Linked DNA regions of Homo sapiens: region 1 is linked to region 2. The links are chromatin loops, found by intact Hi-C in ENCODE. Cell type or tissue: GM12878. All regions are shown on one strand. Links, peaks and the distances in the headings refer to the core of each region. The heading gives the core; the rest is flanking DNA.

Region 1 (2,500 bases), core at 1-2,500, 150 kb before region 2:
GGTTCTGAGTGGAGATTGTGAATCAGGGAAGACATATGGAAGGACTATGGAGAAGTCAAGGAGAGAGTTATATGAGCTTCTAACCAGGTGCAGGGTCCTGGAGAAGTGGCCATGACAAGGCATAGTTGGCTCAATAACCATGAGGGAATCAGAACCAAGCGTGTCAGTAGGCCAGATTTACAGATGCCGACTACCTAGAAGTAATTGTAATTTAGAAAGGTCCCTGTAGGGGATCAGTGTGAAGTTGCAAAGGGTTAAGAACCACAGCCCGTGGCCCGTGGTCAACATCAAAGAGGAGACCCCTGGGGAAAGAAAGGCTCCTGTTTTACCTGTACTGTCATATTCACAACACTTCTGACACCAAACATGTCGGTGATCTCCCCACATCAGTCAGTTCTCCAATTCTCTGTAGATACCATCTGATATCTTATAATTTAATTGAATTCTGGCACTAATTGCCCAGACTTGGCACGGACTCCGCAGGTTAAGGGCTCATTCCCATAAGAATGCCCCCCACTTCAGATGCCAGTTGCAAGTCTCAGGTTGTGGCCTGTGCCTGTAAATTGGAGGTTCCCGCAAGCCCTTCATTGGCTTTCATACTTTCCTAGTAGATCACACAGATCTCATGGAAATGTTGACTTATATTTGACATTTATTATAAAGGATACAACTCAAGAAGAGCCAAGTGGAAGAAATGCATAGGGCAAAGCGTGGGGAAGGGCACAGAGCTTCTGCCCTCTCTGGGACACGACTCTCCTGGCACTTCCATGTGTTTGCCAACCCAGAAGATTTCTGAACCCAGTCACTTAGGGTTCTTTATGGACATTCCATTATACAGCCTGGATTGATTAAATCATTGGCACCTGATTATTAAGTTAACCTCCATCCCTCCTCTCCCCTCCCTGGAGGTCAAGAGGTGGAGCTGAAAGTTCCACCCCTCTAATCTCATGTTCAGCTCCCCTGGCAACCACACCCCAATCCTTAGGGGCTTTCCAAAAGTTACCTCATTAACATAAACCCAGGTGTGGTCGAAAAGGGGTTGTTATGAATAACAGAAAGTGCTCTTTTCACTTGTTATGACTTAAGATGTTTTAGGGTTTTAGGAGCTCTGGCCAGGAGCAGGGAATTAAGACTGAAATGTATATTTCTTATATCACGGGAGAAACTTGGTGATGGCAGAAGAGGGGACAAATTTAAATGTGAGGATGTTGTTCAAGAGCAGGAATATTCAAAGAGAAAGGCGGTCATGTAGAGAGACTCAGAAAGGAAGTGATGCACATGGGAAGAGGATGTAAGTACCTAGAGGACAAAGGAAGGGAAATGAAACCGTGAAAAGGGGTAAAAGACAACAAAAATAACCTTGTCATTAACAGCTCACTTTGATTGAACATCTACTCTGTGGCGGTTGGTTTAATGCTCATGACAGCCATTGGAGATTAATATTACTTATATGCCTATTTTGCAGATAAGGTAACTGAAATCCAGAGATACCACAAATGGAGTTTACATAGGGTCAGATGAATAAGGAAAAACCCAGATGTTCTACCCCAGAGCCTGCATTCCTAACCCTGTGCTATCCAGGCAATCTAAAAAAATAAAAACAGAAAAATGAAACAAAAATGAGGAAATATTTGCAGACAAAAAGATCCAGAAAAAAAGAATACCAAGAGCTGGAGGAAGTAGAGGCTACTCAGACACTGAGTCCTCATGGAAAAGCCAATGAGAAAGCATGAACAGATGTGGAGAGGGAGGGTGTTGTGTGAAAGGGGGTGGGCATGAGGCAACCAGGACTTCAAAGAAACTGAGCTAAGGGCCCTGGGCAGGGTAGCTCTGGGGACAAAGGCAGGATCACTCTGCCATCATCACTTACCAGAGTGTCTCACAGAGGACACGCAGCAGAGTTGTCTGGCCAAGGCCCCTGTCATCCAGGGGTGCAGCTGACCCAGTCCCCTACTCTCAAGGCTGGAGTCTGACTTCAGTAATTAGGTAGCATCTGCCAGCTCCAGGTGGCCTTTGCATTGAGACCTAGAAGGGGTCTTTAACTCCTACGTTACAGAGACCAAAAAGGGATTAGGGGAGAATGGCAAAATCCATACCTCGATTTCTGAAATAAACTTCTAATTTCTTCCTGCCAGGAACTGGTGAAAACTCTTTTCGAAGCCTGACTTGGCCACCTTCGGGTTCCCCATCTCATGCTGGTTTGTTCCTGTTTACTACTCTTTGAGCCTCTGCTATTCTTGCCCCTTTCTGGAATGTGCTGTGGGGTTGCCTCTTTGTGTTAATGATTGTCCAGAATTTTCAGGTTTTACATCTACAGTTTTTCCATTTCTGGGATTTAAATAACAAGTCCTTATCCTCTAGGTTGCCTAGGAGGGTTTCTTCCTCCCACACCCCTTAATCACACTTGCTGCTGGTTCCTGCTGCCGCTGAGCCTGGTCGTTTTACCCATGTGCCTGCTTCACCATTTTCTGCCTGCATCTGCTTGAATCTGGCTGTTGCC
Region 2 (6,871 bases), core at 2,393-4,892:
CTGCTAGCTAGATTAACAAAGAAAAACAGAAGATTCAAATGAGCACAATCAGAAATGACAAAGATGACATTATGCGCCTGTGGTCCCAGCTACTCAGGAGGCTGAAGCAGGAGGATGGCTGGAGCCTGGGAAGTCGAGGCTGCAGTGAGCTGAGATTGTGCCACTGCACGGCAGCCTGGGTGAAGAGCAAGACACTGTCTCAAATAAATATTTTTTTACATAATCATAATCCTATTAAAGAGTGGGCAAAGGACATGAACAGACACTTCTCAAAAAAAGACATACAAGTAGCCAACAAACACATGAAAAAATGTTCATCATCACTAATCATCAGAGAAATGCAAATTAAAACCACAATGAGATACCATCTCACACCAGTCAGAATGGCTATTATTCAAAAAAGAAAAATAAGAGATGTTGGCCAGGGCTGCAGAGAAAAGAGAAGGCTTACACATTGTTCTTGGGAGTGTAAATTACTTCAGCCACTCTGGAAAGTGGTTTGGAGACTTCTCAAAACACTAAAAACAGAATTATCATTCAACCCAGCAATCCCATTACTGGGTATACACCCAGAGGAAAATAAATCATTCTACCAAAAAGACACATGCACCCATATGTTCACTGCAGCACTATTTACAATAGCAAAGCCATGGAATCAACCCAGGTGCCCATCAGTGGTGGACTGGATAAAGAAACTGTAGTACACATACACCATGGAATACTACACAGCAATAAGAAATGATTCTCCACATGGTCAGCTGGAGATCATTATCCTAAGCAAACTAATGCAGAAACAGAAAACCAAATGCTACATGTTCTCACTTATAAGTGGGAGCTGAACATTGGACACACTTGGACATAAAGATGGGAACAGTAGACACTCGGGACTAAAGAGAGGGGAGGGAGGAGGGCCAGGGTTAAAAAACCACCTATTGGGTACTAAGCTCACTACCTAGATGACAGATACAATCGTACTGCAAACCTCAGCATCACACAATAGACCTTTGTAACAAACTTGCACATCTACCCCCCACCACCAAATCTAAAATAAAGTTTGAAAAAGAAAAAATAAAAATAAAAAATTAGTTGCATTTCTATAATATATACTAACAACAAACAGCTTGAAAATGAAATTAAGAAAACATTCCCATTTACACTGGCATCAAAAAGAATAAAATACTTAAGAATAAGTTTAACGAAGGAGGTAAAAGATTTGTACAATAAGAACTATAAAACACAGATGAAAGAAATTGTAGAAGACACAAACAGAATAATTAATACCATTAAAATGCTCATGCTATACAAAGTGATCTGCAGATTCAGGCAATCCCTATGAAAATTTCAATGATGTATTTCACAGAAATTTTTTTAAAATCCTAAAATTTGTGTGGAGCCAAAAAAGACCCCAAATAGCTTAGGCAATCTTGAGAAAGAAGAATGAAGATGGAGGCATCACACTTCCTGATTTCAAAGTATATTACAAAGATATTGTAATTAAAACAGTATAGTACTTGTATAAAAAACAGACACATAGGCCGGGCATGGTGGCTCATGCCTGTAATCCCAGCACTTTGGAAGGCTGAGGCAGGTGGATCACCTGAGGTCTGAATTTCGAGACCAGCCTGGCCAACATGATGAAACCACATCTCTACTAAAAATACAAAAATTAGCCGAGCATGGTGGTGGGCACCTGTAATCCTAGCTACTTGGAAGGCTGAGGCACGAGAATCGCTTGAACCTGGGAGGCGGAGGTTGCAGTGAGTCAAGATTACTCCATTGCCCTCCAGCCTAGACAACAGAGTGAGATTCCGTCTCAAAAAAATAAATAAATAAATAAATAAAACAGGCCCATAGACCAATGGAACCCAATAGAAAGTTCAGAAATACACCCATATATACATGGTCAACTAGCCTTCAGCAAAGGCACCAAGAATACACAACGAGAAAATGATGGTATCTTCAATAAATCATGTTGGAAAAATGAAATATCCATATGCAACAAGAATGAAATTGGATCTTTATCTTACACAATACACAGAAATTAACTCAAAATAGATTAAAGAGTTAAAGGTAAGATCCAAAACTGTAAAATTCTAGAAGAAAAGAAGAGAAAAGCTCCATGTCATTGGTCTTGGCAAAGTTTTTTTGATATGACACCAAAAGCGCAGGCAGCAAAAGCAAAAATAGACAAGGGGATTTTCCACAAACTAAAACACTTCAGAGCGGCCAAGGAAATAATCAACAAAATGAAAAAGCAACCTACAGAATGGAGAAAATATTTGCAAGCCATATATCTGATAAGTGTTTTTTCTTTAGTTTTAATATCTTTTTTAAATATACTTAATTTAATTTTTGTGAGTACAGAGTAGGGGTATTTATGGTGTATGATAAGGATTAAATATCTAAAATATATAAAGAATTCATGCAACTCAATAGCAAAAAAAAAAAAAAAACACATAACCCAATTGAAAAATGGGCAAAGGACCTGAATAGACATTTTTCCAAAAAAGATATACAAATGGTTAAGGGGTTTATGAAAAGGTGCTCAACATTACTAAACATCGGGGAAATGCTAGTCAAAACCACAATGAGATATCATCTCACACCTGTTAGATGGCTATCACCAAAAGGTCAAAAGATAACAAGTGTTGGCAAGGATGTAAAGAAAAGAAAACACTTAAATGTTGTTGGTGGGAATGTAAATTCCTGCAGCCATTCTGAAAAACAGCGTGAAGGTTCTTCAAAAAATAAAAAATACGGGCGGGGCACGGTGGCTCAGGTCTGTAATCTCAGCACTTTGGGAGGCCAAGGCAGGAGTTTCAGACCAGCCTGACCAACACGGTGAAATGCCCATCTGTACTGAAAATATAAAAATTAGCCAGGCGTGGTGGCATGCACCTGTAGTCCCACCTACTCGGGAGGCTGAGGTAGGAGAACCATTTGAACTCGGAAGGCAGAGGTTGCAGAGAGCCGAGATCGCACCACTGCACTCCAGCCTGGGTGACAGAGCAAGACTCAGTCTCAAAAAAAAAAAAAAAAAAAAAAACTACCATAGGATCCATCAATTCCCACTACCGGGTATATATCCAAAGTAAATTAAGGACAGGCACAGTGGCTTAACCCTATAAATCCCAACACTTCTAGTTATACGGTATAGCCGTAAAAAGTGAAAGCATTACCTTGGATATTTGCATACCCATGTTTACAAGAGCATTCAGTGGCCATGCACAATGGCATGGTATTCAGCCATGAAAAGGGAATAAAATATTGATATGTGCTGCAGTGTAGATGGACCTTGAAAACACTGGGCTAAGTGAAAGTAGCCAGACATGGAAGGACAAATGTGTGATTCCACTGATCTGAGGTACCTAGAATAAGCAAATTCATAGAAACAGAGAATAGAATCGAGGTCACCAGGGGATGGGAGGAGGGGGAAGGAATGTGGTGTTATTTGTATAACGGGTAGAGAGTTTACATTGGGAATGACAAAAAAGTTTTGGAAATAGTGGTGACGTTTACACGAATGTATTGTGAATGTATTTAATACCACTGAATTGCACACTTACAAATGACTAAATGAGAAATTGATAATGCTAAATAGTCATATATATTAACAATGAAATGATAACTATTATGTATACTTTGCTACAATAAATAATAATAATAATGATAATGGGAGAGGACTCATGTTATTTGAATGTGGAGCTTCGTGTTAATTAGTCCAACTAAGCTATCACATGCTGCTCTCTGGAGCGTGGGGACAGACAATAGCGCTGAGCATAACTGGGGACAGAAAAATAAATTGGCGGGGGCAGGGAGGCTCAGCTTAGTTGAGAGTGGGATTTTGTAGAGAATGAATGTCATGACCAATATCAGAAGTTTCTCAGAGCCACAGTTGAGCTGCTTTTTCTGCTGGTTTCAGGTGACGGCAAAACAGTGGCACAGGTGTGGGCCTGAAGCCCGCATAATGGAGCTTTCCCCTCCTCCCTGGATTCAGCCACACCCAGGACGAATGAGGTTTGGCTGCAAAACTTAATAGTTTGGGGGGTTTGGGGGTTTTTGTTTTTTGTTTTTTGAGACCGAGTCTCACTCTGTGTCCCAGGCTGGAGTGCAGTGACATGATCTTGGCTCACTGCAACCTCCACCTCCCGGGTTCAAGCGATTCTCCTGCCTCCGCCTTCCCAGTAGCTGGGATTACAGGCCCCGCCACCATGTCCGGCTAATTTTTGTATTTTAGGAGAGATGGAGGTTTCACCATGTTGGCCAGGCTGGTCTCAAACTCCTGACCTCAAGTGATCCACCTGACTCGGCCTCCCAAAGTGCTGGGATTACAGGCGTGAGCCACCGCACCCGTCCAATTTAATGGTTTAAGAGAATATGAGGCCAGGCACAGTGGCTCACACCTGTAACCCCAGCACTTTGGGAGGCCAAGGCTAGTGGATCACTTGAGGTCAGGAGTTCAAGACCAGCCTGACCAACATGGTGAAACCCCATCTCTACTAAAAATACAAAAACTAGCCAGGCGTGGTGGTGCACACCTGTTATCCCAGCTACTTGGGCAACTGAAGCAGGAAAATCACTTGAACCCGGGAGGCGGAGGTTGCAGTGAGCCAAGATCATGCCACTGCACTCCAGCCTGGGTGACAAGAGCAAAACTCCGTCTCAAAAAAAAAAGAGAAAACAAAACAAAAGTGAGGAAATCAAGGGGAGGGAAATCACTGCCCCAGCTCAGGGTTCTTGCCCCGAGGAAGGAGCTGCACTGCCAGAGTCCCTTTCAGGCACCCTCCAGGAGGCCACCAACCCCCAGCTGCAGTGCCTGCATGACAAAAGTTCAAGTTCAAGGGCCTGGCTTCCCCTCTGTTCCCCGCCCCCACACCCCCACCCACCCCCAGCAACACAGACAGGAAGCAGGGCTCACTTCCTGCACCAGTGCACTTACAGGAAGTCAGCTGCTATCACAAGTGCAGCCACCTGAGAGCCCAGGCCCTTTCCCAGAACCCCACCCATACCTGGTGGGGCTGATGTCCAGCTAGGGTGCTACACTAAAGCCCTACACAGTACTGAAGCATTAACACGCTTTTAACCCAGTTAGGGAAAAGCCACTGCCCTGAGCCCGTTGAAAGAGCTCAGGAAATGCCACCCCAAAATATGCTGCTTTGGTGTGCCGATCACTTTGAGCTGAAGACACTTGAGAAAGACCAAAGGCAGAGAGACGTTTTCCCTGAACTCCCCCTGTCTGCCTAAAGACAGATCCCCAATCCCCTCCCAGGGAGTTTCGGGGAAATGAAAATCAAAACCACAGTGAGATACCATCTCACACCTGTTAGATGGCTAGCATCAAAAGGTGAAAAGGTAACAGGTCTTGGCAAGGATGTAGAGAAAACACATATATGTTGTTGGTAGGAATGTAAATTGGTGCTGCCATTCCGTAAAACAGTGTGAAGTTTCCTCAAAAAATTAAAAATAGGGATTAGGTGGGGGTGGCTGGCAAAATGGCCAAATAGGAACAGTTCCAGTCTGCAGCTCCCAGCAAGATCAACATGGAAGGCAGGTAATTTCTGCATTTCCAACTGAGGTACCTGGCTCATCTCATTGGGACTGGTTAGACAGTGGGTGCAGCCCACAGAGGGTGAGCCAAAGCAGGGTGGGGTGTCACTTCAACACCCAAGAGGTCAGGAAACTCCCTCCCCTAGCCAAGGGAAGACATGAGGGACTGTGCCATGAGAAACAGTGCACTCCAGCCCAGATACTACACTTTTCCCATGGTCTTTGCAACCTGCAGACCAGGAGATTCCCTCAGGTGCCTACACCACAAGGGCCCTGGGTTTCAAGCACAAAACTGAGCAGCCATTTGGGCAGACACCGAGCTAGCTGCAGGAGTTTGTCTTTCCATAACCCAGTGGCGCCTGGAATGCCAGTGAGACAGAACCATTCACTCCTCTGGAAAGGGGGCTGAAGCCAGGGAGCCAAGTGGTCTAGCTCAGCAGATCCCACCCCCATGGAGGCCAGCAAGCTAAGATTGACTGGCTTGAAATTCTTGCTGGCAGCACAGCCATCTGAAGTTGACCTGGGACACTTGAGCTTGGTGGGAGGAGGGGCGTCCACCATTACTAAGGCTTGAGTAGGTGGGTTTTCCCTCACAGTGTAAACAAAGCCACTGGGAAGTTCGGAATAGGTGGAGCCCACCACAGCTCAGCAAAGCTGTTGTAGCCAGACTGCCTCTCTAGATTGCTCCTCTCTGGGCAGGGCATCTCTGAAAGAAAGGCAGCAGCCCCAGTCAGAGGCTTATAGATAAAACTCTGACCTCCCTGGGATAGAGCACCTGGGGGAAGGGACGGCTGTGGGCGCAGCTTCAGCAGACTTAAACATTCCTGCCTACTGGCTCTGAAGAGACCAGCAGATCTCCCAGAACAGCACTCAAGCTCTGCTAAGGGACAGACAGCCTCCTCAAGTGAGTCCCTGACCCCTGTGCCTCCTGACTGGGAGATACCCCCCAGCAGGGGTCGACAGACACTTCATACAGGAGAGCTCTGGCTGGCATCTGGCAGGTGCCTCTCTGGGATGAAGCTTCCAGAGGAAGGAACAGGAAGCAATCTTTGCTGTTCTGCAGCCTCTGCTGGTGATACCCAGACAATCAGGGTCTGGAGTGGACCTCCAGCAAACTCCAGCAGACCTGCAGAAGAGGGACCTGACTGTTAGAAGGAAAACTAACAAACAGAATGCAATAGCATCAACATCAACACAAAGGACAACCACACAGAAACCCCATGCGAAGGTCACCAACATCAAAGACAAAAGGTAGATGAATCCACAAAGATGAGGAAAAACCAGCACAAAAAGGCTGAAAATTCCAAAAACCAGAATGCCTCTT

The links. A loop is a pair of places that touch in the nucleus more often than their neighbours do. Peaks named below come from ENCODE experiments on the same cell type or tissue, not always from the same donor. Only the 100,000 strongest peaks of a DNase experiment are listed, where the experiment ranks them.
Region 1: a loop joins it to region 2, with 2.9 times the contacts of the local background. A loop is called at or near these places in 5 of 110 quality-filtered maps.

Annotation. Positions count from the first base shown.
Region 1 is chr2:230,446,953-230,449,452 of GRCh38, forward strand. SP100 (SP100 nuclear antigen) reads left to right here. Exons shown (of 29, transcript NM_001080391.2): 6 at 2,136-2,198. All of the region lies in intron 3 of LOC101928816 (a long non-coding RNA gene), which reads right to left. Among named protein-coding and RNA genes, the nearest start is that of SP100, 32 kb to the left of the region's middle. RefSeq lists an enhancer at 988-1,257. In GM12878, for the core only: no CTCF peak of the experiment used is centred there; a DNase peak (open chromatin) is centred at 1,109; H3K4me3 peaks cover 509 bases; H3K27ac peaks cover 2,500 bases.
Region 2 is chr2:230,597,865-230,604,735 of GRCh38, forward strand. No RefSeq gene overlaps it. Among named protein-coding and RNA genes, the nearest start is that of LINC01907, 99 kb to the right of the region's middle. RefSeq lists an enhancer at 4,576-4,705 and a silencer at 4,846-4,925. In GM12878, for the core only: no CTCF peak of the experiment used is centred there; DNase peaks (open chromatin) are centred at 3,867 and 4,850; H3K4me3 peaks cover 1,835 bases; H3K27ac peaks cover 2,500 bases.